7 separate regions of the Mus musculus genome follow, and all the other regions are linked to region 1. Evidence: chromatin loops called from intact Hi-C (ENCODE). Cell type or tissue: gastrocnemius. All regions are shown on one strand.

Region 1 (4,000 bases):
GTCGCAGCATTAGGAAGGCTGAGAACCACTGAATTGATGCCTAGAACTGCAAACTGTCAAAAGCCCATGGCCAGGGAAGGACACAAGCTGTCGTGGGAGAACCTACTACTGTTGTTTTGTTAGGCAGAAGTGTTGCCAATCTGCCTTCTAAATATTTGGTTATACCCATATATTAGTGCTGTTGTCAACCCTGGCCAGGAACATTTCCCTTTGCAGTGAGCAGCAGTCAAGGCAGAGACGTGTAATTAGTCAAAGTGCTAAGGAGTAAATGACTGTTGGGTGCTCAGCCCTAAATAGGATGTCTAGATCAATCCCATAAAGCTCACAGAACACCGTGGAATGGGGGATGGGAGAAAAGTTCCAGCCATGGGGTGCTGTGAATGAAATACTATCTTCTGGACATGGCATGGAAGTTGAAGCAGCTACAGTAACCCTGGCAAGGTCAAGCCAGGCAGGAGTTCCCATCTTGACGGGAAGAGCCTCTCGAGGCCTTAGCTGAGGAGCCACTGGCAATTGAAGTTTGCTGGGAAGAGGACTTTCTGCAGGGATGTGACTACTGGTAGACTGCCCACGCTTATACAAGCACCACTACCTGGACTCAGTCAGACTATATAAAGGCATTTATTAAGGGGCCCTAGGAGTACTGGGAGGGGAGCATTAGGGGTGGCTATGACTGAATTACATAGCATTTGTAGAAATTTGTCAAACATAAGTAATATGGAGGAAAAAGGGCAGCCTTAATAATTTCAGCTATTTCTATCTTCAGTGTGAGCTTTGGAACTGTAGTGGGGATTAATAACACTATCTTTTAAAGCCACTATTTCTGGATTTTTTTTTTTTTAAAGTACATTCTGGGCTCTGGGTGGAGCTCATTTGCTTGCTAAGTATGCATGGGGTTCTAGGTTGGATCCCCAGGACCACATAAATACAACTCAGTAGTGCATGTCAGTAATTGCAGCAATTACAAAGTAGAGGCAGGAGGATCAGAAGTTCAAGGTCATCTTAGGCTCTCTAGGGAGTTCGAAGCTACCTTGAGCTCCACAAGAGCCCATCCCGGTGCCTCCCAGAAGCACATTTAAGAACAGAATGCATAGCTGTTATGACTGGTTGTCACTAATTTCTCCCAGGGGTTTACTTTAACTCTTTGTTAGCAAAGAATGCTCTTATTCAGAATTATTCTTGAAGTTCTTCTTCATTACTTTAGAAAATAATTTTACGTTCACTCATATGTCAGACTAGGAGGTGAGAGGAAACTAATATGCAACTCTTGTTGCTTCACTTGCTCTGTTTTTAGCGATGAAGAAACATCGAGACGATGTAGTGACAAGACAACAGTAGGGCCTGATCCATCCCTGGGAGAAAGGAGGGTAGATGGTTCTAAAGTAAACACACTCTTCCATTTTAAGACTGTTAGTGGCAACTCTTCGTTTCTGTCCAGCCTAAACTGTTTGCAGAACTACATTCGATTTACTGAGGCATCCTGAAGACCAGTTTGGGATTTTGTTGCATAATACCATCAATTCTGAGCAGGGCTTGAGAACTGGAAATCTTGGAGAGAGTTTAAAGAGCCACAATGATTATTAACCCTGACAAGTAGTAGAAATAGGCAGATAATTATAGGATGTACTTAATAGACAGAAATATAGAGCAGTTTATAGGAAGAGAAAAAGAAAACAAATACAAGTGAGTTTGTGGAAAAATGTGGGGATCAGTGTACACTAAAACATTAATTACCCATCCCACAGTTGCTTCCTTTTTTTCTTGAAAATGTCTCCAAACACAGAGGTTACTACTGTATTAAGAAAAAAGGGCAAACTTCTAGGTATTTACCTATCTACTGAGGAAGCATTCCTGTCAAAACCTTCAGAATGCTGGAATAAAGTGGAAAACAAGATCTCCCCCTTTATTATACCAAATTGTGCTAAATGGCAGACGAACTGACTCTAGCAATCATCCTTTGCACGCTATAGCCAACTTCGAATATCCCAAATAGCCGAGCTTCTGGAGGTAGGGCTCACATTTTTACATTCTGTATGTTTCGGTGCTTAACTGAACACCCGATCAACAGTTCAACATGGCTTACGGGGTAAAAACAGGTCTTACAAGAGGCTAAGAATTGATAACACCACCGTCTCTGACGGTCCAATACACTGAAATCTGCGATTTTCACTTCAAGCCTAATACAGACTTTCACGCCAACTAGGAGCAAACCTGTTTGCAACACAATGCTTTGTGTATACAAGGTGTGGTGGATAGGATCCGAACCTCACATCGAGCTATCTGGCGAGGGTGTCCTGACCTGGCGGACAGCCCTTCCTGCCTTTATTTTTTAGCCCAAAGACAAACGTGGGGAGGCCTCGGCGGCGGGGGCGCGGCCGGCTCGCGAGCACCGAGCTCGCTCGGGCAGCAGCGGGTGCGGCTCCCGCCCACTCGGAGCAAGTCGGCGCGGCCTCGGCGTCCCCCAGAGGAAAGGCTGGGCGCCGCAGTCGGCCTTAGCATCGCCCATCCCGCTCGGGCGCCGCGGCTCTCGCGCCCGGGCGGGCACCGCACTGGGCACACCGGGCGTCTCGGGGCCGCGGCGGGCACCCGCAGGGCCCGCCGTCCCGTCTGCTCGGTCTCGGTTCCCGCAGCCTCGCGAGCGCGCTCCGGATCCGGCCCCGCCCCTCCGGCTCGCCCCGCCTCCCGGACAATCTCCTCGCGCTCGCCGCCCGGCACGCGCGCTGCGCCCGGCCGCCGCTCCCGCCGCCGCCGCCACCGCCGCCGCGGAGCGTTTCTCCGCCGCGCCTGGCTTCCAGCTTCAGGACGGAACCGGAAGTGTAGGGGGCGGGGCCGGCGGAGGCCAGGAGACCGAAAACGCGGCCGAGCCGGGAGCCGGGAGCCGGAGCCACAGCCTGGACCAGAACTTGGCCGCCGCCTGCGCCACCGTCTCTCCCGTCGCCGTCTCCCGCGGCCGCCTCGCACCGCCACCGCCGCGAGCTCGGCTACTGTGGTCCGCGGACTTTGGGTGTCCGGGTTGAAGGTCGGTCCGGACGTCGGAGCAGCTCGGCTCCCGGACCGTCCGGGCGGCTGCGGGCGCCGCCGCCGCCGCCTCGTCGCCTCAGCCAGGCGTTTTGTTCGCTGAGACGCGAGAGGCGAGCGGAGCTGACAGTGATTTTGACAGTGATTCCAACCCGCTTTTGTTGTTGTTGGCTTTTCGTTGTTTGGTTTGGTGTGTTGTGCGTGTATGTGGCGGTTTTTCCCCCGTGGTACATTTTTTTAAATTGTTGTGCCTTTTTTTTAAATCCTTTTTTTTTCAACCCTGTGAACGTTTTTTGCTTCCCCCTCCCCCCCGCCTCGGGGCTTCCGAATATGTTTTATGACGGTTGATTTTACACCAGGAGGTTTGTCTCCGAGGAAGACCCAGGGAACTGGATATCTAGCGAGAACTTCCTACGGCTTCTCCGGCGCCTCGGGAAAATGGGAGCTGCTGCAAAGTTGGCGTTCGCCGTCTTTCTTATCTCTTGCTCTTCAGGTAGGTGGAGGAGCCGGCGCGGCGGGGCTGTGGCCGGGTGCCGGGTGCCGTCTGCTGGGCAGTTCTCGGGCCGAGGCTTTTCCCGCGCCTAAACCCGCAGCCCCGATCATCTCGAAATCTCCATGAATTCCACTTGTTTTGGGTTGGTGTGGCGAACTGATAGGTTGAGTGCTGTGTTGTTGTGCAAGTGAGAAAGTCATGGTTTGTGGCCATAACACTCGATGACAGCGCTGGTTGGGTTGCTGTTCAAGCCGCAAATACCACAAGTGAAAATTTATGTAAAGGTTTGAGACCCAGAAGGAGGTATTCCAAAATGTCATTTAGCCTAAGCTGTTCCAAAACAAGGACCGGTTTTGGTCGTCATCTAATTAGTGCTTCACCGGTGAATATCGAGACATAGATCAAGTGAGCTGGTGTTTAATTTTGACTGTGAGAAACAATGCATCCTATCAGCGATTTAATCTAGGTCTCCTCTCACGTCTTCTCCAA
Region 2 (4,000 bases), 73 kb after region 1:
TATACTGTAACTATTTCTACTTTGAAAAAGCATGCCCTTGGTTCCTCTTATTACTTTGTATCTTTTTGTTCTAATGTTCTTTTATTGAGAAGTATATCTAAAAAAAACCTATACTTAAAAAATCTGTTTTAGTTATTTTAATTCTTTTGCTTTTGTCTTGCCCATTTTTAGCACAAAAAGGTTTGGTTTTGTCTTCATTCGTTTTTGTGTTGGATGTTTTATAGCTTACTCTCTCCATTAGTTAGGAAGTTTCCTGAATAGGCATAATACTTTCTAAGATTAAGAGTAACATTTGCTTGCACTGACATTGTGAGCTCTGAAAGTTCTTGTGTGTAAACAAGATCCCAGTAATTATTGTGCCTTCGCATTCCCTGTGAAAGAGAGGTTCTCTCATGGTATGGAAGTATTAAGCTGTTTTTTTGATGGATAATGAATAGCCTTGGATGATATCAAGCAAACAACCACTATAGAAAAGTGAATTGTCATTTCTTTTTGTCAGGTAGTGTTCTCTGTAGAAATAGTGGCAGCGGGGGAACGTGTCATCTGTTGGAGTTTTCAAGCTCCCTAGCAGTGGCTAACATGTATTTTGCTTTATTTAAAATTCAGGCAGTTATCTCTTTTGTGGTGACTTGTTCTCTTTTACTACCTGACTATCCTCAGACTGAGAAATGTGCCTATATACTTATTTCCAAGGGACTACTACTTATTCAGTTGTTACATACTTCCTAAATTTAAAGTTGTTATAGTACCGGAATTATAGTTTGAACTGCTAACAATTGCTTAATTCAGACTGTGGACTAAGTCATTTAAACTCTGTTCTGTCAGGGTATATTTTGATTTATTCATGTTGCTACAGCTGGACAGGGAGGTTTGTAACAGAGCTAGTTTATCACCAGGTTTTATTTAATTCTGGCCATCGTTCTTTGTGTTTTCTTCCTGGTTTGTCTTTCCTGAGCACACACATAGCATTATTCTGTGTTTCACCTAGTACATTCCAAAAATGTGAGTGAGATAATTTACTCACTGGAAGTAGGAAATTTCAGAGGGTCTTATGAAAACTGTTAAAAAAAACCAAACAAACCAAAAAACCCAAAACAAAACCCCAAACCACCACCACCACAACAAAAAACAACAAACAAAAACTCAAAACAAAACAAAACCCCAAAACAACAACCAAAAAACCTCCAAAATAACACAACAACACAAAATAAAACAAAGCAGACAAACCCTAGAACTGGAAAGACATCACAGCTCACAAAAGCCTAAGTTTGATCCTTAGAACACACATGGAAGGAAGGGAATAGAAAAATTGCCAACCACACAGGCAGCCAGGCTGGGTTGATGATGCATGTTTGCAACCCCAGCACAAAAAGAGTTGTGGCAGGTGCATTCCTGGGGCTTGCTGGCCAGCCTAGCTTGCTTGGAGAGTTCCAGGTCACTTGGAAATGGCACTTTTGGAATGACACCTGAGGTGGCTCCCTAACCTTCATGCACACACTCATAAAAGCTCTTAGAATCCCTGGTCTGAGAGAGCTGGATTTCCTCAGGGCTTTGTTTTCTGGTATTTGTTAAAGGCAATACTGCCCTCTGCTGTTCAGAATCTAATTGCAGCTCCTGTTCCCCAGAATTGCCTGTTTAACCACTCACACTTTAGACTTTCAAATCTTTACAAGTAATATGTAATATCTAAAATTTATTTTACTTGCTGGCTTGAGCCCATTGTATCAGGTAATTTTGGGTTATTTTTACATCCAAATTTATTTACTGCCACCCTAATAGGTGTAATTTAAGGATTTTTCCTTATATTTTTTAAAATAACACTTTCCTCTGGTTATAAGGAATGAGTTTTTCATTTTTATCTTAAGAATACAGTCTGCTGAATCACTGTCAACTCTTAAAAAGCTAAATCATTCTTTCACCTTTGTAACTGATGTGTCATTTTTCATTTCATTCTGAATACGAATCGTAATTTCTTTTGCCTGTGTTTTTTCTTCACAAGCACGCCTTTCATATAATGATAGAGGTAAGACGCATTGCTGTTTGTTTCATGGTTGTGAAAGCTTCTGTGGATGCACAGCAGCCATTTGTCCTTACAGTCGTGTTATTGTTGCTTTACTTTGCATCCCTTATAGTTTATCTACATTTTTGTTATAAAAGTCCTCTCTTTTGTATCCAAATATTATTCATTTGACATAGTAAAAACATTTGGTTTTGAAGAATTGTTAGCAGTATTTATGCTTATCTAAGGTTTCTTCTGATTGGAAGATAAAACCTAATGAGGGCATTAGCCCTAGGAACCCAGTAGTTCTTTAAATGTCAGCCTTACTCATTTAAATAAGAGATAACTTTCTGGTTTAGCTCATTATCTTTTAACTTAAAATCTATATTTTCCAATGTCATCTCTAGCTAATGAATTAGCTGCATAAATAACACCTTTGACAAATCTGTTGCTGCCTTGAAGGATAGGGCTGTTTGTATTAGTATGTAGAAGTATCTCAGGAATAAGCAGACTTGATGACAGATGGCTTTGCTAACCCCTTTAAAGAGTAGCCCAGAATGGGTATACTAATGCCACGGTGTAGGGGCTTTGGACAGTCAGACTTTACCAGTAACTGCAATTTCAGCATACATTCTTATGTCTTGAGAAGGAATGCACAGTCAGAGCCATTTCTGATGTGTGTCTTCTAAGTTTTATATATTGAATGGTTGTTGAAACAGCACTGGGAACTCGAGGGAAGATTTTCAGAAATTCTGTAGTCCTTGGAATTGCTATCTTCCAAGTGTTTCTGTGCATCACGGCAAAGCTGTGCTTCACGGATGCCATGAGTTACAGAGTTTAAGTTCCCTTTTGTTGCCTTGGGGTTTACATGTTTAATGATAGAAGTCTTAGGTGTTCTGAATACATTACTATTCTGATACTAATAAACTGAGAATAATTTCTAATATACCTTATACAATAATTAAAACTTAGATTTTAGAGATACATTTAAAACTTCATTCTAATCACTTCTTGTTAAGAAAACAAAAAGCTATATCAATGATTGGTATTTTGTATTGTGTAGTTATTTTTATTATGAAGCTGAGTTTTAAGCCCACTCTTAGGTATCCATGAATATAAAACTATAATAAGAGTACATCATCATTGGCAAGAGTGAGCCTTTGCAGATCTCTTTCTTCCTTTTTGAATATTGGCCAGTGTTTTGCTTTTTTATTTAAATTTTTTATACTGTTAAGAAAATTTGACAGTTGTATGTTTTGTAGCAATTAATAGAAAAATTCTGAGTAAATTGTAATATCAAATGTTGATCCCAGATTTCTCTCTGAGACGAAAGTATGTTACTAAGGGAAGCCCTGTAATCCTATAGGACCTTTGAAGTTTATCTTTCTATCTAGAAGACATTTAATATACTTTGAACTCCCTGTTGTATTATTAATCTGAGCTATTGAAGACATGACCTCAATCCTGTTTCATGTCTGTAGCTGTGCAATTCTGAACACAGTAGATGTGTGTGTTCTCTCTAGAGACACTATTGCTCAGTGGCTTTGTTGTCCTTTTTTCTCTGTTCAGTTATCTGAAGATTGTAGTATTGCTGCTTTGAAAAATTGATTATTGCCATTTCTATTTAGTTATTTCTTTATAAACTTATATGTTTATTCTTGGACCTTGCAGACTGTCTAGTTTTCTTTGCCTTTGCTAGATTGGTGTTCGCCTTTTCCTTTCAGTCCCCTCAGTCAGCCTGTCCATGCCAGTAGAATCCTATTACAGGCAGAGGTGGCTGTAGAACGGTAAGGGAGGATCAGCTTCCCATAGCAACTTCCCAGAGAGACAGAGTCACAGTGAGCCTGGCCTTCCTGTAGCGTTTGTAGATAGCCTCTTTGGTCTGTCACTCTGCTAAACGGAAGCACTTTGGCTTTATTAACCTTTTATATTTTTAATTTGAGAAGAACAGCAATTTTTTAGACATTTAAAAACAAACATGACTTCAGAATGAATCACAGG
Region 3 (4,000 bases), 810 kb before region 1:
ATCCAAAAACCAACATTTTCAGCGAAACTAAAATTAATGGTCTCCTATTAATTTATTCATTGTTAACTCATCTTGGAAACCTTTACAAGTATAACAGTATTAAGCAGAACAAAGGGTTATAAATGAAAGCACGCATTTCCTTTCTTTTAAGGAACTTCAATATTTACACGTTAAATATGTTATTAATGTTATTAGTATTGGTTAAATTAGTTCCTTTAGCTATAATACCCCCGCCCCCAATCATCCTATCATCGTTCCTTTCTTCCACATTTCTGGATAAAGCATACCTCTTCATCTATACCAGCAAGGTACCTATGGATCATAGGAAACATAGAGAAGACAGACAGGACTTTCCTAGCTTCTGTGTCATTGTGGAATCCCCACCTGTTCCTTATAAACTACAAAGGAGAACATTCTGACTCTTCTTAAGGTACGATAAACCGCTTACCTCTGCTGAATATTTAATATATGCCCAACCCTCTGCTTGGGACTTGGGGTACACTGGAAAAGGTAATACCATGAGTTCTTACAATAGGATATTTTCATCTACAAGCTGCCAACAAACCAGGCTGCCATCTAAACGTACTATTTACAAGGTGTTTGGATCAGAAAGCCACTGTCTCAAGACTAAGGAATAAAATCTTTGAAGTCTCTCTGAGCCTAATGGAGAAACACCTTCTGGCCAGGAGCTAAATGTTTAGAAACAATTGAAAATAGATCCATTATCATTAGGATAAAACTAACCTGTGCACACATATTAAAGCATAAGAGCACCTCCTCAAGCACACACACACACACACATACGCACACACACACACACACACACACATGAATAATTGGTCCCTAATTGATGAGACTCTTTGGTAAGGATTTGGAGATGTGACCTTGTTAGAGGAAGGGTGCCTCTAGGGAGGGATTTGAGGTTTCAAAAGCCCAGGCCATCTCTAATTCATCCTCTCTCTCTCTCTCTCTCTCTCTCTCTCTCTCTCTCTCTCTCTCTCTCTCTCTCTCTCCTGCCTTCTATTTGCATATAAGTATATGAGATTCCTGTCCCCTTTTTTGGTCTCTTTTCTTTCCATTTCTTGTTTGTTTGTTTATTTGTTTGCTCTTCTTCTACTCCTATGTGTTAGTTTTTGTTGTATCTTAATTTATATTTACTATATTATATTATTTATAATCTCTAAATCATATTTGGTTTCTAATCAGAAACAGAAAGAGTGTTGATCCAGGTATATGTGGAGGTATGGAGGAACTGGTAGGCGTAGAGAAAGGAAAAACTATAATCAGGATATATTATATTAAAAAATTTTAATTTTCAACAAAAGGAAAATCCAAATAAATAAAACACTTAAACTTAGCTATTTCTTCAGCACCATGACTGCCTGCCATGCTGCCTGCCTGCTGCCTGCCTGCCTGCTGCCTGTAATGCTCCCTGACAGGATGGTCATGGACTCAACCTTTGAAACTATTAAGACCAATAAACTTTATTTTATAAGTTGCTTTGGTCATGTGTTTTTGTCTTAGCAACTAAAAAAATAACTAAGGTGGTATCCGTAACGCAGTGATTCTAGAACTAACATTTCCTGGTGCTCGCTGTGTTTCTCTGGATTAGTAAAAAGTGGTAATGACTATACTTAGCTCTTAGACCAAGGTGACGTATGCTGAACAACGGTTTAAAAAGTATAAGTCGACATAAGAAAATAGCCTTCTGGACCTTGTAGAACATTCTCAGGAGACAGTTCCCTGTATTGACTCTAGACAGGGAGTGTGATTCTCTTTGTTAATAGCCCCAACATTACCACAGCAGTTAATTTAAATTGCTTCTCTTTCATTTAAATTTCCTGAAGTTAAAATTCTAGGGGCAGATTCTAACATCAAATTCAGTTTTTGAAAAAGAGAAATACCTTTAAAATTAAATGACATTGTACTTAAAATATAGATGAGACAAAAATCACAAAATTAACATGCCAATAAATTAGTATTTAAAAATAAATAAATAAAGACTGGAATATTCCAATTCTTTGTTTGGCAAATAATGTTTTTTAGAGCCATTGTTCGCTGCTGTGAATAGATATATTGTGTTTTAATTCATTTGCTTTGTAAAATCATAAGACTCTGGGCATGTTTGAATTCACTATAAAACAGCCAATTCCCCAAGCCATTACATTTAGAGACTGTTATTTGATCCAGCTTTCATCCCTTCTACATTGATCTGTGTGGAAGAGCCTGAAGCTTTTGTCTTCCAAAGCCGATTGTAGTTTGCATTGTTTCCATTAGATGGCGCAGGAGATATTTTTAAGCACTCAACAAACAGGAACCTGTGAGATCTCTGTACTTGATCAACTACTATGTAAACATCAGCAATTCAAGCACCTTTGTAGAAGGAATCTGATTCAAAGTGTTTCCAGGGAGGAGTTATTTTATGACTTGTGAACCATCGTTCTTAAATGCACCAATAAGGTGACGCCACATCGCTGGCAATTGAACTCAGTTGTCTCTTGGTTTACAGCCTGATTTCTTTTCAAACCTGGAGAAAATAAACAGTTACAGCAAGTGTTGCAAAACATGTGGGAGGGGCACATTTACAATGAGGAACCGGGCTCGAAGCTAAAGCCCAAACTATATTAATCACACAGTTCTAAACTCTTCCCAGCTGTGCGTAATCACCAGCACTTGTTTGCAGTCCATACGTAGCTATTTTTGGCATTGCTCTCCCAGTCTTTCTACTCACACCGACACTTTTTTTCTTTGACTAATTGAGGGTAATATGTTTTTTAATACTTTGACGAAATGTAAACCTTGTCATGTCTAACTGGCAATGTTCCATGTGCCCATCCTTCTGATCATACATGTATGCATGCCTGCTTTTAGGGCTCCCTATGAGAATTGTATGGCTTTGGGCCTGTTCTGCTATTGTTAACCTTAAGTGTCTAATTTCCGTTTTCCTCTTCTGTAGTAACCTAAACATTGATGACTTCAGTCCAAGCCCCACTTGGAAAACTGTACCTGAGGTAAGCATCAGGCCATGTGGCTTTGCTCACAAGCAGACTGCTTCAAGTATTTCTCCAGCAAATGATGCCATAAGTGAAATGAAAGGGAAGGCAGAGGGGCTAGATTGTGAGTCCTATCTGTCTCCTTTAATGTGATCTATCAGTGATGAAGAGTGAGAGTGGAACTGTTATTTATATGCCACCCCATTACAACAGAAGTGGATGTTTCTAACATGAATCTAGGACTCGAGGTAAAACACCTTGAAGAACAGTCCTGTAAACAGAGTCTTCCTTCAGAGGATGTCGTGGATTCAAAACCGGGCAGAAGTGGTGAATGCCTGTAATCCCAGCACTCGGGAGGCTGAGGCAGGCAGATTTCTGAGTTCGAGGCCAGCCTGGTCTACAGAGTAAGTTCCAGGACAGTCAGGGCAATACAGAGAAACCCTGTCTTGAAAAACTTAAAAGAAAGAAAGAAAGAAAGAAAGAAAGAAAGAAAGAAAGAAAGAAAGAAAGAAAGAAAGAAAGAAAGAAAGAAACCAGAGTTTTGGTGGCTGTTTATGGGATGGATCCCCAGGTGCATCAGTCTCTGGATGGTTCTTCCTTCCAACACAGCTCCAAACTTTGTCTCTGTAACTCCTTCCATGGGTGTTTTGTTCCCCATTCTAAGGAGGAACAAAGTATCCACACTTTGGTTTTCCCTCTTCTTGAGTTTCATGTGTTTTGCAAATTGGATCTTGGGTATTCTAAGTTTCTGGGCTAATATCCACTTATCAGTGAGTACAAATCATGTGAGTTCTTTTGTGATTGGGTTACCTCACTCAGGATGATATCCTCCAGATCCATCCATCCATTTGCCTAAGAATTTCATAAATTTATTGTTTTTAATAGCTGAGTAGTACTCCATTGTGTAAATGTACCACATTTTCTGTATCCATTCCTCTGTTAAGGGACATCTGGGTTTTTTTCCAGCAGACACCGTTGCATATACCAGCAAGATTTTGCTGACAGGA
Region 4 (4,000 bases), 400 kb before region 1:
TCGCTCTTGCTCTTATGATTACAATGGTGTTTGTCTCCAGCAGCTGGAGGCAAAAAACCCTGACAACAAAGGAGAGGAAATCAACTGAAATGTGGCATTAAAAAGGTTGGGCAAATATGTCTGGGGCGGGGGAGGGGGGAGGGTAAAGATGATAACATAGTAAAAGTTCTGAAAACACATTTTTGCCAGGAGGACCAGGAAGCATATAGCCAGTAGTCCTAGAATGTGTGTGTGGCAAAGGAACAATTGCTGTCACAACAAGCCATGTGGGTCCTGTGGATGACAAATACTTCATTTACCTTTACCATAAAAGGTGAGGAGGACACGGTGTATAGTAATATTGGTGGGTTTGAAACATTTGAAACCAAGAGATAAACATAGAAAGTAGTTCAATGTCTAGCAAAACTGATTGACAAAATTGATAACAGAACCTACCTCACATCCCCCAGAAGGCCTTCTGTTCATACTAATTGTATATTTGCGTTTTCATACTGAGAAGGTAAAGATGGCAGAAAGCAGCCAGAAGTTATGAAGCCCTAGCTTTGAAGTCTCCCACTCAAACTCAGGATGGTTCTTTCCTCTGAGAAGAGAGGGGCCAGATGTGTTATCCTGGAAGCATTGTTCAGCCCTACTAGTATCTGAATGACAAGAAGAAAAAGAAAAGAAAAAAAAGGAAGAAGGGAAGGAAGAAAGGAAGGAAGGAAGGAAGGAAGGGAGGGAGGGAGGAAGAAAGGGAGGGAGGGAGAAAGGGAGGGAGGGAAGGATCGGGGGAGAGAGAGAGTTTCTCCTAGGTATGGTGGAAGAGAAGGTTTATTATGGATATGAGGGAGAACATACATGGCCAGATGCAGGGATATCTAGGAAAGCAGAGTGGACATGATCAGACTATTCTGGGACATGTGATGAGAGAGGGGATGGGAACAGAGAGGGAAAAAAGGAGAACCTGGTGCATCAGCCAGGAGGCCGTAAAGAGAGATGAAAAAAATACCAGGTAGCCGAATGGTTGTATTATATAGAAGGGCAGCCCAGACCCTGGGCTGGAGAATTTAGGGTAGAGAGCAAGGTATGCCAGCCAGGAAGGCCCTGTAGCATGCAGGGGAAACCTAGCAGCCAAGTTCACTGTGATGTGTCCACTTCATCCATATGTCCCCGGCTTGAATCCTAAGAGCATCCAGTTCTGAGTTATTTTATCAAGGGGAGGTCAATCACATGGAAAAGTCAAGACATGGCACTTAAATTCTCCATCTACATGAACTCCAACTAAGACTAGAAGTGAAAAAGTTGGGTAATGCAAAAGAAAATGTTAATAAGATAGTCAAAGAGGAGAGACTTCTCAGTTAGATGGCTCAGTCCATAGGAGAGACCAGTCTCCAGCAAAATTATGATGGGGAGCTCTCCTCCAAGAGGCACAAACTAGACACAAAGGAAACCAGAGAGAAGAGTCAGCAATTAGCCACCGCCACTGTCCTCCTAGAGCAGGCTCCATAACTTTCTACAACTCTGAAGACAACGGCAGTCATCCCTGGCTCCTGCTAACCACTAGAGACACCATGTCCTTTCAGCCATGCTCCCATTCTCTGTGTTCCTCATGTCATCCATGCATCCTGCAGGCCAGGCCATTCTATACCCTAAACTCCTGCCAGCTGTCCTGTCAGGCAAAGACGGTTTATTCTAGGTTATTCTAGGTCACGCTGGCAGCTGAGCCTGAGAGCCTGCAGCCTGTGCCGTTAACCTTGCCAAATTGAGCTGCATCTTTTTTCTTTCTTTCTTTTTTTTTTCTTTTTCTTTCTTCAATCATTCCTAGAAATATCAATTCTGGAAAACTGTTTTCCCACATAAGGCTTTGGCAGCCAGTCCTCAGCAGTTACCTCATTCTTTCCTCCACTGCCATCTGAGAGAATGTGCAGGAAAAACAGTGCACCTGTAGGCAGAACGAATGCACAGGGGGTGAAGGATTGGATGCACTCCCCATCCTGACAGGCTTGTGGAGGGATGGTCTTCATGGAGTTAAAGACTCTAAGTACTGCCAGACACCTGAGACTTTACCTAGCCCAAATCCATCACTTCACTTGCTGGGGAACTGGGCCGAAAAAAGTCTCCTCTGCAGGTTCTGGTTAAACGTATTTGCCAATGGATGAACTGAATGAACAGGTAAATGAATTAGATGGGGAGGCGGGGGGGGGGGGGGGCAGGGATAAATGCATTTGTGGAGCAGAGGTAGGACCAGAGGAAGAAGAGGTAAGAGATCTTCAATGCTAGGTGCCTCCACCTGTTTGAGCAGCAACAAGATACCACAGACCAAGGAGTTTGTAATACAATAGAAACTAATCTCCCACAGATTTGGAAACCAGGACATGAAAGATTCTGTGGCTGCTACAATCTTGCTTCCTGGTTCATGGACAGGTATTCCTGGTTGTATCATCAAAAGATAGTAGACAAAAGGAATTCTCTAACCTTTTTATTAAGGCATGAACCCCATTCCTAAGAGCCCTTCCCTCTTGCTATAATCATTTTTGCCAAATATCCTCAGCTGCTAATAGCACCACAATGGGAATAGATTTCATAGCATGAATCAGAGGTGGAAGCAGTATATAGCACTGAGTAGATACGCATCCCTCTTCTGTTCTTCTCGGGGCAAACCATAGCCACTGGTCATCAGACTTTATTTTGGGGTCCAGGCAGCATCTTCTGAACACAGGCTGTTCACGACTCTTCTATATTATTGACAATGAATCATAAAGGGAGAGCTGGAGCAAGTCTCGGGAAGCATATGGTCATATCCTCATATTTTAGACACGAGAGACTAAGATTTGAAAAAAAAAAAAAAGTGAAACAGCTTTCCCAGAATATCCAGTCGGCATGGGATGGTCACAGAAGGAAAACGTAATAGACAGACCTTTGGCTAGCTGTCCTTGACCATTCTTTTTCTGACAGAAATGAATCCAAAACATGTGCGCACACATATACCCGTGTGTCCCTGCCTAGTGCAGGTATAAAGAGTTGCTAAATATACTACTTCAACAGCTGGGATTTTACAAGTTGACTTTTTACAAGGTGTTTGTGAGTTTCTTAAAATGTGTTAGGCTCTCTCTCTTTTTTTTTCTTTCTTTTTTTTTTTAATTTTAACATAGAATTTAAACAGGCATAGTCATAATAGTAACTGCAGGATTACTTTACACCATGAACCTCAAACCCAGGACAGTCAATTCAAGCTTAGATTAGTGTGAATTGAAATCACTTTGGGGGAAAAAAAAACATTCAGACAAAACCATCAAAAGTCACATCAGCCGCATGGAAGCCCAGCTAAAGATGCTACAGAAGGCATCTATTGACACATCTGATTGGGGAATTGTCTTCAAAGTCAGTGAGACCTAAGAATGAGAGTCAGGCCACAATGAAGTCAGGGAACTGATGAGCAGTAGGCAGCACTGGCCTCACTGTTATTCACTGGGCCTTGATCTTAAAGAATGAGCTCACCCAGGTAACCACAAACCTTCTGAGACAGCTAAGGAGAAGCCTAGATGTGTTCATGCCGGAGTCCTGTTCATGCAAAGCCCAGTCATCTTCTGTTTCCTCACAGCTCAGCAGCAGCACAAACATGGCCTGAAGAGAAGTATGCTGGGAAGAGAGTTGGATGCTGGGTAGAAATCTCCTCCAAGGCTTGACAACCAAACGTGCCAAACTGGTTGCACAAGAGGCTGAATAATTATACACCTGGCATAACCCAAGCATCACGGAAGTGGGTGAAGCAATAAACAATTATGGAGTTAATAGAATGACAGTGTGGCGCATTACAGTGAATTATAAGATCCTTCCCTTTCTTGACACAACCTAAAGCTTTTTCTACATCTGCCTCTTGTGCACCATTACTTATGGCAGCTTGATTGCCTACTATGATTATGGTGAAGAATGAGGGGAAAAACAGAAAAACCTGGAATACCGAGTAGGAATCTGAATTCCCGTGATGCTGCAAGTAGTGGGAAAGAAAAAGACCCAGACA
Region 5 (4,000 bases), 340 kb before region 1:
CTTCCTGCACTTTTCTGTGTCCTTATTAAACTGCCGCAGTAGCCTGAGTGTGAGCGTCTGGTATATGCATGGAAAACAGCATTTACGATTTGGCAAAACCAGGAATCCAAGCCCTGTGTGTTTTAGCCACTATTTGAGTAAGGTGTAAGTGCTGACAGAAATCCTTCCTTGTAATGAATCCACCTTAATAGTGGCAACAGTGAGAGTACTGCCTGACAGAAATTTAATAAATCCTGTCACATGTGGAGAGAACACGATTAAAATGCCAAGTGAACAAGTAGTAAAACAAGCCACCATGCCCCGAGTCCTGCAGAGCAGCTCACCTCAGCCCTCCCTTTGCGCTGCTCTGCGTTCTGGTGTATGATGAAACTAGGATGTCCCCCCTACCCCACCCCATCCCCTCGCTTGTAGTCAGTCTCTCTCTCTCTCTCTCTCTCTCTCTCTCTCTCTCTCTCTCTCTCTGTTATATGCAGAAAAACCTCAAAAACATAATGGAGAATTCTAGAAGCCACAAAACAAGCTTTTAAACTCTCAAGCAAGTGAGCTTTCTGCTTCATGCACTGTGATAGCATAACACAATTCCATGAGATAGTTCTGTTTGAAAAGCCCAAGAATATCTACACACAGTTTCGGGAAAACAAGATGCCATTGGGCCTTGTCTGCAACCCCTCAGGCCTCCCGGCCAATCAGCACGAACTCATCTTTAGTTCTTGGGGCAAAGTTTCACACTTGCCACTTCTCAGTTTTAAGGTGTTGCTCTCAACTCAGAAACTGAGATAAAAACATTTCTCCCAGTGTAAGTGTCTCAGACTGTCCCCACCTCTGTCCTAGAGGTGCTAAGCTGATGGAATGCTCATACATACAACCAAGGCTAGGGCGGCCAAGGCATGGATTACGGTCGTATGGTGGGATGAGGGCAATGAATGGCTGACCTTGATGCATCAGAGCCTGAATCTTTTAACATTGAATCACTTCGTTTTTATCCTTAGGAAACTAGGATCGCTTTCATTTGGTCTAAAGGACTTTTTACTATTTTCCAGGACTTGTAGGCAACCCGTAATCCATATGACAAAAAAAACAACAGCCACTTAAACAAAATAAGTAACAATGGATGAATAAAGTTTTTAACAAGCACTGAAAATTTATCATGAGCTCCTCCCCCCCACCCCAAAAACTAAGAAAGCTGTCTTCATACTGAAAAAGAAGACAGCTCTCGGAGTTTCATATGTTGGTTTTCCCAACTTGCTAATTGTTTTCTTGATCAGTGGTGATAAGGCCCACAAAAATCATCACATTGCTGCGATGACTAATTCTACAAGCATTCTCAAATAAAGCCAATTGACCATTAAACTGCTGCCAACTGTGGCCTATTTCTTAACTGATAGACAGCCCAAGAAAGCTCTCTGGTCACAAACATACACGCTAAAATCTGGCGGGGGGTGGGGGGGAGAGGGGGGAATGTTGAGGGGGGAATCAATTGACACACACTGCCCTTTTTTGGTAGATTTGCAAGTTCTTCTTTCTTTCTTTTTTATTTTTAAATTCAAAGGCCATGAATGCAGATAGCTTTCCAGTTGTCCTTGTGTTTCCTGACTGAAAGGACTCTTTAAGCACCCTCAACATGCTCAGACTAGTAGCTGAAACAATTCCATCTTTTCAACCCCTGATCGCAACCCTTCTAAGATTTTGATGAGCTACACACATGGAGCAGATTTTTAAGTAATAGTGGCCCTTCAGTTTCTGAAGTCCTTTCAGAGCACAAACACAGTGCGTGCACTTTGCTTGCAGGGCTCTGCTCATTTGCAGGAAAACCATATTTTGCACCACATCCTCACATATTGATATGTTGAGGAAATAAACAGCTAACATCACTTCCCATCCATCTGCTAAGCTTGTTAGAAAGATGAACACCCAGTATTCAGATGTTTTTCGCTCAGGTTTGAAATTCCACGCTCAGCATAATTTGCTTTTACTTTGAAAGACAAATTTTAATCCAATTAGATGGAATTCACCTCTTCTCTTAAAAAACTAACAATAGTACTAAAGTAGAAAAGCCAGCCATGTTGAATATTGTCTAGATAGTTCTACCACCGGGCTGCTGTAGAGACTCTTAACAAAAGACAGTTTGCTCGATTTTGCTACTTAAAAAATATCAGTTACTGCTCATTTACTGATGATGTAAATCAAAGTCCCGGAAGAAATAATCTATCATTCCTAACAAACTGTTTTCAAAAGATCTTTATACTCATCCATCAGTACCCAGAATTACACAAGCTCTGCCTGAGTTGCAAATATTTTAAAAGCTTGAAGCAAAGCAATAAAAGTCAATTAAACAAGCAAATCTCTGGCAGTCGTGGTACCCACTGGAAACTGAGCCAAATGCCGTTGTGCAAAGGCATTGGGAACAGAAAGGGCATGAGACCCCAGGCTTGTCTCTTCCCAGTGTTTCTGCCTTGCCTTTGCCTTCTAATTAAAATGACAGCTCTTCAGGGAGCAACATGTCCTTCTCCCTGCCTTTCATATGCTCTACATATCATAAAGGATTGATGATCTTACAAACTACATTTCAGGGAGCAAGACAACAGCAATGAACAATAATGCTGTTTTATTAACAGGTAGGCACACAGCTGAGAACTTCTAAGTTATATGAAATATAAATCATTGAGAGAGCCTGAACAGTAAACTAAAAGTACTTTAGTAATGTCAGCTTTAATTTCTTTTATATGCTATACTAGGAGGATTCCATTATATCTATTTCCCCCAGTGGTAAGGACCAAACCCAGGGTTCTGCATATGTTGGGTAAATATATCCCCAGCCCAATATACATATATTAATAATCCTTTGGTTTTAATATTAAAATGAAGAATCTTAGGAGAGTCAATACAAACTAACCTACCTCTTTTAAAACTCAAATTTATCAGACTTTGTCAAGGGGCCACAGCTCCTGAAAGTAGGAAATAATTGCAGCAGTCATGGTGCTGTCCCAGTGAAGCAGCAAAGGTGGTAGAAAAACAGAATTTGGAGCAGGAGAGGTTTCTAAAGGGGGTCTGTTGCCCAGCGCTTCTCAAACTGTGATATGCACCCAGATCTCGAGGGGTTGCCATTGAACTGACTCTGAACTGCAGGTCTACCATGAAGCCCACAACTGCATTTCCAACCAGTTCCATGGGAGCTACTGTTGCTTCTTGCCCAACTACATCTTAAGCAGCCAGTGTCTATAGCTCATCCCCTAGGATTTTAAATTTTCACAATGTAAAACTTCTACCTATGAAAAATGTGGTTACAGCAACAACAAAAGAAAGAAAGAAAGAAAGAAAGAAAGAGAGAGAGAGAGAGAAAGAGAGAGAGAGAGAGAAAGAAAGAAAGAAAGAAAGAAAGAAAGAAAAAGAAAGACAGACAGACAGACAGACAGACAGACAGAAAGAAAGAAAGAAAGAAAGAAAGAAAGAAAGAAAGAAAGAAAGAGAAAGAGAGAGAGAAAGAAAGATCCTAACATTATTCCTATAAGGAAATAGAAACCATATTGAAGTAACAAGAAACACGTGAGTTTTACACATCCAAATGTAAACTATTCTAAATTAAGATATTTATTATCTGCAAGTCAATGCCACATGAACAACCAATGATAACAGATTTAAGAGAAAAAGAACTAGGCTTACTACTTTCAGTCATTGGAGTCTTACCTTTCCCCCAATCTAGTCAAAGAGAACCTTTACCTTATTGCTAGACTCTATGGCCTCTTGTTTCCTGAGAGATCTTGCTGCCAGCAACCTCTTACTCGCCTGTCCCTTCACCTGTTCCTTCCTCCCCCTCCTCCCCTTCAAGCTCTATACCCTCCCTAAAGGAATTTTTTCCTAAATATTCTTAATTGAAACATGATGACATCATTTCCCTCCCAAGTATTCTCCCTTTAATCCCTCACAAGCTCCCCCTCTCTAATCACAATTTGATAGCCCTTTGTCGCTTATCATTATTATTGTTAGATACAAATCTAATAAT
Region 6 (4,000 bases), 360 kb before region 1:
AATACATAAACTAATGAATGCCCCAGAAAAACCTTATTTATAAAAACATGCTAGACACTAAATTTAGACAAGTGAGTAGCTTAGTGCAATGATTAATATTGGATGTAAATTTGACAGGATATAGACTCAAGTAAGGAAGAACCCTTCTGAAGGTCTTGAGGGAATTTCTAGGTTGAGTTGATTGTGGTAAGAAGAATCACTCTAAATGTAGGCAGCATTATTCCATGGGCTGCCATCTGGGACTTAACAGGAGGAGATAGCCTGCTAAATGTCAGGACTCATGGCCCTCTGACTTCTGATTGTGAGTGCAATGTGACCAGGGAGCCTGTTGCATTGCTGTATCTTCCTCCCTTTCTTGTTGTGGACTGGGGCCTCAAACCATTGGAGCCAAAACCAACCGTCTCCTCTTCTTCAGCACAGCAATGAGCAAAAAACTGATTTCTGATTCAAATGTTTTAAAAACTTGCTTTTAACATCTAGTCCAATATTTGATTGACTTAGGTTCAGCACAGCAAACGATTTTAAAATACTTTATTCAGGAATAAAGTATAACTCCAGAATGAAACAAATGGTGATCTGTACTACAAACAGGCAAGGTATGATTTATTAAGGTCCTGAAAGTTGGAAATGATGTCCAGAAAGGGAAAACTCTATCCAGGGGGGAAATAACAAACACAACATAAATGTGGGTGTTCAAAAGAAAAGGTGTTCCTTGAAATACCAGGAGCAAGAAGATTCTGTTGTAACTGATCCTATCATTCAGGTAGGATTTCACAGGTAGAGGTGAAGGGAAGGAGCATTCCAAATAGAGGCATGGTGTGTTTCAGGCAGAGATGCAACAGCCTGCAGTCTACCGAGATATTCCACAGTTAGGCTGCAAACTATGTAAGTAGAACATAAAGTAAGCAGGGAAGAAGTAAAAGGCCGTGATACTAAGGATGATATCAGGGATGCCAAGCTAAGCAATTAAGAGTTCTACGCAGTAACAGAGAGAATAATTGAATGTACTGGAGAAGGGAAAGTTGTTGCTGGATCTTCACTGAGAATCAAAGTGAATCTATCAGAACTTACAGGAAAGAAGGAAATCTAACCGCAAAGCCTTCAGGAGAATGATGTTCAAGGTAGAGGGAGAAAGAGAGAGAAACATTTTCCCTTGGTGACATACCCAAACTACCTATAGGGCTTTCTAAATTGCACACTCTGACCCCAGAGATCTTGAAATGGCTTACTGTCCTTACTGTTCATAGAGAATCACGGTCTATGTAAACCATCATTATAGTTACCTGCGTGCACCATGGTGGTTAAAGTGGGAAATAAAAATATGTAAAACCCTGATAAGAGTGATGGGGCAGGTATTATCTTAACAAAATTGGTCCTGAAGAGAATCGAACAAATATGGCATCACCCCTAGAAAGGGTATCAATAACAGACCAAAGAAATGATTCCACACAAATCTAGTTTGGCAAACCAATGAGTTTAATTTGGGTTACAGGAGCATGTGCTACTGTAAGTATGGGTATATGGGTGGCTTTTCGCTTATGGAAACGTCTACCTCTGTGATGTTGTTAATTACTAATATATCGTTGAGGAAGGGACGTACCTAAGCTTCTCAGTCTCCTCCTGATAAGCCCCTCTCATGCTGTCTCTTGATTGCTCATCTAGGGATTACAGCTACTCAGAATTATCTGAGAGCTCGTGCTGGGGTGGTACAGTCAAGTCAAAGTGGTCTGGAGGGTCGAGCCAGTCATGCTGGAGAGCAGGAAAATAAAAAAATTGAGCTTATGAGTCTAAAGCTTGAAGATTTGAGACTCTAAGTAAAGACGGTAGGTGCTGTCCAAAAAGAAGAGATCTCACGGCTGTCATTCTGTGTCACCCTGAACTGATATTTAGAAAGAAGCTCAGACTTCAGAATTGCTCATATTTTGGAAGAAAAACCAAAAAATAGTTCACAAAAGGAGAAGAAAAAAAAAAAGGCACTGTCCAGATGCCAGGACACCAAGACTAAAGGGGACCAACAGAGATGAATTAGCTAAAATACCAAGGACTGAAAAACAGGCTTTTGGACTGAGGAACAATGCCACCACTCACTCCTGGGAAAAGAGCAGATGGGCTAAAGCAGAACACGGGCTGCAGGGGGTGGAGGCAGAAGCTGGGTGAGGAATTGCAAGTAGCAACTGTAAATCCTCTTGAGAAATTTGGGAGTGGCTTGTTCCTGGGCTACTATAAATAACAGGAATGCAGGAAGCAGGAAGTCAGAAGATGAAAGGGACATCTTAGTAACAGGAGAAGAGTTTGCAAAGGACAACATTTGGGATTAAACAGCCCCGAGGTTACAAGCATCCCGTGGTATGATGCGAGAGGCCCTTGAGATGTTTGCCACCCAAAGGTTGGAGGGTACTGGCTTTAATAGTAGGACAGCTGGCAAGCCATCAGTGTGGAAAGTAGTTCGAGAGCCCCTGAGTGCAAGTCACATGAGAAGTACATGACATGAAATAGCTTAAGCAGATGAGGCTTATATTATACAGAACCTAAAGCTATGAGAGAAAACACCAACTTTGATTGACATACTTATGAAAAGGGGGCCATGATAAAGCAGTGTGCTAATTGAAATAATGACTACATATTATGAGCAAATGGTAGAGACAACGTCTTTTTTTTTCTTTTTTTTCATCAGAGTGTGAAGGCAAAGCTGTATTTGGTCTATGACTCAGCAGTTGCTGGAGGTGGCTCTTGTTCCTTCAGGGAGCCCAGGAAGTGTCATCACCACTATACCCTAGTTAACCACAGGGACTCAGAGACCAGCTTGTCTCCGTATCTGTGTCAGGTTTCCATGTCCCAGCCAGCCCTGGATTTGTTTTAGCCAGTTCAGCCTTCTGAAAGCTCAAAGCAACAAAACAAAGTTACAAAATGTCACCAAACTATCACCTATGGACAGCTAGCTTTCTCTGTACACAAGGTCCCTATGCTCATGATCAGAGCCCAGCCCAGCAGAGCTATCACCCATGTCAAGTAACATGACCATAAGAAACAGAGACTCACCTAAAGTTCTTTCTTCTCCACTGCCCTCTTTCTGTTCAAATGCCACTGGCCTTGAAGTACATGAAACAGGGACTGCTTGGGACCAAGAATTCTGTCCTGCCCCAGAAGCAGATCAGAGAGCAGTCACCACTCTGGCAAGGTCGTTTCTGATGTGACGTGAGTCTGAGCTGTTCTCCAGTGTTATGATAAAAGCAAGTGCCTGAGGTGCTTTGAGAGACTTTGTGTCTGCATTGCTGACTGGTGTACAACTGCGCGTTCTAGGGAATCCTGTCTGCAGGCTCCACTTTCCTGGGCTCTCTTTCTTCATGGCTGCAAAGGCTTCTCTTCCTCATTCTTTAGTGTGAACCCCCAATAGGTAGTTTTTTTGGATCTTCTCACTTCACCAGGTCAGACCTAGGGGACATCGCCATGCCCTGAAACATCTGGACAGGCCTCAGTTGCATGATAAGGCAGGCCATGCTAGGTGATATGAGGGGACATTTCAAGATAGTCACATTGGCCTCCTGGTGCAGAATGAATTCTCTGGTCATTGAAAAACTTCCAACGGGGTGGTCTAAGCAGCTTAGCCACCATCTTGCTTATCTTTCACTATTTCTGGCAACTGTTATTTTTCCTATGACTAAAAATGTATCTTACTACTGACCTCATCCTTACTGGACCTAGCCACATATCTTCAGTGGTCCTTCTAGGAGGGCCAACAGTCTTACAATGGTCTGTCATAGACCTTTTTATAGTCTTTGGCAGAGTGGGAAAAAATAGTAAAATGACCATCCAATAACTGTGCATGGACCACCCAGCCAGTAGCTTAGAAAAAGAGCTCATTACAGATAACCTTTGACAGGCTCAGTGGACACTTTCCTATCCAATGTGGGAGAGATTTCCATCTGTGGAACCATTAGTACATGGCCCACATACAGCTCTGTCTCTTGGCTTCTGGTTCTCTCTGATCTGATTTGGTACC
Region 7 (4,000 bases), 350 kb before region 1:
TACCAAGGACCCCCCCCCCCAATTTGTCCTAGACACTCTGCCTTTGGAGAAAATGTTAAGGGACCTGAAAACATTCCAAGTACTGTACTTGGAATTTTCATATTGGGTAATCTTTGCAGCCACCCACAGGGAAGGTGTAACAATTGGCTTCATTGTTCACTGAGAAACACAACACTTAGTACCCCATCCCTAACCTTCCAGACATGCCTAATGCTCTGAATTAGAGCTTGGGCCAGAGAGATGGATGAGCAGGTAAGGGCACTCCATAGAGTCTGTTAACCCAGGATCCCTAGAACCCACACAGTGAAAGGAGAGAACCTTTCCATTGTTTTCTGACTTCCACATGCACACCATGACACACAGGTATCCATGAATGTGTAGTTTACTTTAACTAGAAGAATAAAAATGAAATTATCTTTTCATTTCTAAGGCAGCACACCAGAAGCCCGAGGCTGTAAGATATACTCAAGGCAAACGCAAGGCAAATTAGTTCCCAAAAACAACTCTTATTCCTAGAATCTCTAACTTTCTAGCCTGTAAGTCCATCCAGAAGGAAATGGCAGGTGATGCTGGATGTTAAGATATAGGGAGGATGTTTTAAAATATGCACCAAGAAAATCACTTTTTAAATCTGCTTAAAGTTCAGACAAGAGGTGAAAGTCAGTTTTTAAAATCTCCAGGCCTCACCTCACCTCAACTGTTCCTCAGTTCTCTGCTCAGATCTTTCTACAACTTCTATCCCAACATCTTAACCCATTATCAGTATTCTTCCCCTCCCCGCAAAGAATTTACTAAAGCAAAGAACATGTTAACATCCAAATGCGCATATGGTACTTTCCTTGAAGTCACTAAAGTTGAGAAGTCAAAGAAACAAAACCCTGGTGTGAAACTTGAGATTTACAAATAGCCACTGGGCCAAGAAACTGCTAAAGAGAGGCAGCTGTCAAGGAGTCCCTAAGATGAAAGTTGAGAGGCTGAAGGACATCTCCTGGTGCTGGTCCATTGACAAAAAGCAGACAGAGGCTCGCCTATCATTGCACACATGCGCTCAGCCACTTTCTTCAAACCATAAATAAATACAATCTAACTACACTTGGGTATCTTAAAATATAAATGGTTGCAGGCTTTTTTTCAATCCTTATATGTACTTTCAATCTTGACTGTAAAGAAACCAATGCACTAGAAAACGTTCCTATTTTTATAAGGTAGAGTTAAATAAAGGTAACAGCTGAATCAAAGTGCCTTGGTTGCACAGTTTCTGTAAAGGATAAGGACATCTTTGCAACACAAAGTGAAGCAACAGCCAAAGACAGCACTAAGACCTAAGAAAAGGACATTTGCCAAGGTTCTAAGGTGGGCAGATTGATTAAACTGGACATCTGTCTAACTTAATAGGACTGATGTAAGGAATTTGGCTCTTCTTTTCTTATCCAGTGTTGCTGCAGTTGAACCTTGTTAACAGCTCTATTAATGTCAAACCAGATAAGAGGGACTGGCCATTTCACCTGCATCCCCGTATATAGATTCAGTTAGTACCTGTATGTAGAATCAGGTAGCCAAAGACCCAACCCATTTAGATCTTCTTGTCTCTGAAGAAGGTTTTCTTGAAACCACCCAGTGGCCTTAATTAGAATTGCCCATTTTGCTTGACCATCTAACTTGGCAGAGCAACATATATTTTCTGATTAAAGAGCTTCACCTGACGAGGGTGACATTCAAGATTCTCTCAGACTCCAGTTGCACTTCAATTATCTTGAGACAACAGTCTGCTAAGCAGGATAGGCAGTAATTGACCACTGAGTTATTCTAACAGAACAATCCATACAAATGGATTGAGCCAGCTCTCCTCCCAGGGGGCCATCATGTGGAGCAGACATCCTAATTATCCACATCCAACTGAAGCCATTCGTGTGGGCCTTTTCTGGTGGCTTCTTGGCAGGGAGAGATGAAGACATACTCAATACATCCACGTAGGTATTTGATCTGCAGTGCCAATGGCAGGATTCTGAACATTACATGAAGCAGAGTGCAGGTCCAGTTGAATCCATGCCAAGATTCCCCATAGGCCTCCTCAAAGTTTTAATCTTGGGGGTGAATCTTGTAATAATGAATAATGAGTAGCATCAAATACTGAAATTGAAAACTGCCATTAATTCTGTCCTATCAAATATACTAGCAAATATTGTTAGTATTCAATCCTCCCCCCTCTCCTTCCCTTCCCTGTCTCTTTGGAATCAAGAATAATTGAACTATATATTAAGTTTCATACACACACACACTGTATACATACACACACACACACACACACACACACACACACACATATATATATATAGTCAAACTAATAAGCACTCATGTGCTGATCTTGAAATATAGTATGAGAAAGCATCTGCTAACAGATCTAGTTATAGCCAGATATATCCATTCACTGAACCTAAACAGGACTAAATCTTGCAATATATATTGTTCTCTAATACTTACAAGGAGAATCTAATGTGCAGTGTGAACTTTCCTTCCTGTGCACAAAGGACAAAAGCCAACTGTAAGCTTATGCAGAGTCTGTTTTCCTCTCCAGCCTCACCTCCCTCTCACCTCCCTTGGCTGGAATTCTGGTCCCACAATGCTTGATGGATACTCGAATAAAATCCCGTGGAGACAGGTGTAGTGAGAATATAGTAAGCATTCAACTCAAGCACCGCTTGAGCCCTTCTTCCAGGAAGCCCTTTTGCTACCCCTTGTTGGAGTTGAACTTTTATGCATTCTCATTGCACCTCATGCGTATTTATATTATACTTATGGTTCTGATGGAAATAAGATTAAATTGTTCGTGCATCCATCAGCTTATGTCTGAAAAAATATTCCTATTGTAAACAATCACTCCTATGCCTGACTCATTTTAATTAAGGACTCATTAACTGTTAAATGAATAAATGAACAAAGGAAAAGAATGATCCTGTCTGTTACCTATATCCCTTGCCCTCTTCTTTTATCCAGTTATCTAAACTAAGCTCTTAGCTCTTAGCCAAACAGATAAAGCACATATAAAAAATGTGCAATGTAAGTATGAATGCAATTTTTAAATTGGATTGTGGTGATGGATGAATAAGTCTATGAATTCATTTTAAAATATTGACATGATGCTGACTTTATGGCATGTACTTACATTTCATTGTATCTATTAGAAATGTGAGCAGAAAATAAAGTGTTTACATTATGGAGTGACTACAGGGAGTGAGAACATCTCAGAGTTCAAATGATTTGGAACGTTTCCTGAAAGGTGGAAGGAGTTAACTCTAGAACTCCACCCCACTCCCTCCTCTTTTTTTTTTGCTATGAGTGAAATTGTTCGTACTTTCTGAAAAAGACATTAACTAGGTCCCATGCAGTAGGCATGTTTAATGAGAGCATGGGAGTTCACGTAACGAAACTGGCCTTCTTCCAAATTGGTGTAAAGGAACTAACCCAATTTCAGAATTTGATTCATGGTTTGAAAGAACAACAAATTTGTTTCATTTATCCTACGTAATTAAATTAATGAGTTGAGTTCAAATGAAACAATTTAACTCAAAAAATTGTGTTGATTATAAATTAAAAGTAATAAATTTCTGCAATGAATTTTTATTGGTTGACTTTTTCTAGTTTCTTATTTCTCATCAAATTAGAATGTTACCTGTTTTTAATTGGTTCTACTGTATTGTATATTTCCTTAATTTTTTTTCTTAGATTCTTCTGGGTCTTCACTGTATGGCTGACAATGTATTGAACTTTTATATAATTCCAATCTCTTGGGTCCACATTATATAAAAGTAGCTCTGTATTTCCTTTTCAATTTTTAATCATTGACTTCAGAAAGTATCCATTTTAAACAAATCTTTTATAAATAATAATGGATGCTTTCATCTAACAATCAGTCAAACATCAGCATTTTTTTTATCTCTAACTTTTCTAATAGAATTTGTTACTAAAGAGGGAAATCCCAACCTAATAATGACTTCAGTCC

What was found. Peaks named below come from ENCODE experiments on the same cell type or tissue, not always from the same donor. Only the 100,000 strongest peaks of a DNase experiment are listed, where the experiment ranks them.
Region 2: a loop joins it to region 1, with 11 times the contacts of the local background. A loop is called at or near these places in 12 of 42 quality-filtered maps.
Region 3: it touches region 1 in a loop (4-fold over the local background); 10 of 42 quality-filtered maps call a loop at or near these places.
Region 4: a loop joins it to region 1, with 2.0 times the contacts of the local background. A loop is called at or near these places in 3 of 42 quality-filtered maps.
Region 5: a loop joins it to region 1, with 3 times the contacts of the local background. A loop is called at or near these places in 5 of 42 quality-filtered maps.
Region 6: it touches region 1 in a loop (4-fold over the local background); 6 of 42 quality-filtered maps call a loop at or near these places.
Region 7: it touches region 1 in a loop (7-fold over the local background); 9 of 42 quality-filtered maps call a loop at or near these places.

The regions. Positions count from the first base shown.
Region 1 is chr2:48,811,316-48,815,315 of GRCm38, forward strand. Acvr2a (activin receptor IIA) reads left to right here and starts at 2,794. Exons shown (of 11, transcript NM_007396.4): 1 at 2,794-3,511. The coding sequence starts at 3,457. In gastrocnemius, a CTCF peak has its summit at 2,476; DNase peaks (open chromatin) are centred at 375, 2,447, 2,790 and 3,449; H3K4me3 peaks cover 2,302 bases; H3K27ac peaks cover 2,740 bases.
Region 2 is chr2:48,884,675-48,888,674 of GRCm38, forward strand. All of the region lies in intron 4 of Acvr2a (activin receptor IIA), which reads left to right. Among named protein-coding and RNA genes, the nearest start is that of Orc4, 63 kb to the right of the region's middle. In gastrocnemius, a CTCF peak has its summit at 1,599 (motif pointing left); a DNase peak (open chromatin) is centred at 1,503; H3K27ac peaks cover 753 bases.
Region 3 is chr2:47,999,703-48,003,702 of GRCm38, forward strand. No RefSeq gene overlaps it. Among named protein-coding and RNA genes, the nearest start is that of Gm52576, 170 kb to the left of the region's middle. In gastrocnemius, a CTCF peak has its summit at 2,266 (motif pointing right); a DNase peak (open chromatin) is centred at 2,271; H3K4me3 peaks cover 359 bases; H3K27ac peaks cover 352 bases.
Region 4 is chr2:48,406,422-48,410,421 of GRCm38, forward strand. All of the region lies in intron 1 of Gm13481 (predicted gene 13481), which reads right to left. Among named protein-coding and RNA genes, the nearest start is that of Gm25338, 24 kb to the left of the region's middle. In gastrocnemius, no CTCF peak of the experiment used is centred here; DNase peaks (open chromatin) are centred at 1,619 and 1,936; H3K27ac peaks cover 1,276 bases.
Region 5 is chr2:48,467,777-48,471,776 of GRCm38, forward strand. No RefSeq gene overlaps it. Among named protein-coding and RNA genes, the nearest start is that of Gm13481, 13 kb to the left of the region's middle. In gastrocnemius, no CTCF peak of the experiment used is centred here; a DNase peak (open chromatin) is centred at 2,379; H3K27ac peaks cover 2,045 bases.
Region 6 is chr2:48,454,074-48,458,073 of GRCm38, forward strand. Gm13481 (predicted gene 13481) reads right to left here and starts at 3,192. Exons shown (of 6, transcript NR_166463.1): 1 at 3,040-3,192. In gastrocnemius, a CTCF peak has its summit at 2,111; DNase peaks (open chromatin) are centred at 2,132 and 2,379; H3K4me3 peaks cover 758 bases; H3K27ac peaks cover 2,569 bases.
Region 7 is chr2:48,459,235-48,463,234 of GRCm38, forward strand. No RefSeq gene overlaps it. Among named protein-coding and RNA genes, the nearest start is that of Gm13481, 4.0 kb to the left of the region's middle. In gastrocnemius, no CTCF peak of the experiment used is centred here; a DNase peak (open chromatin) is centred at 1,886.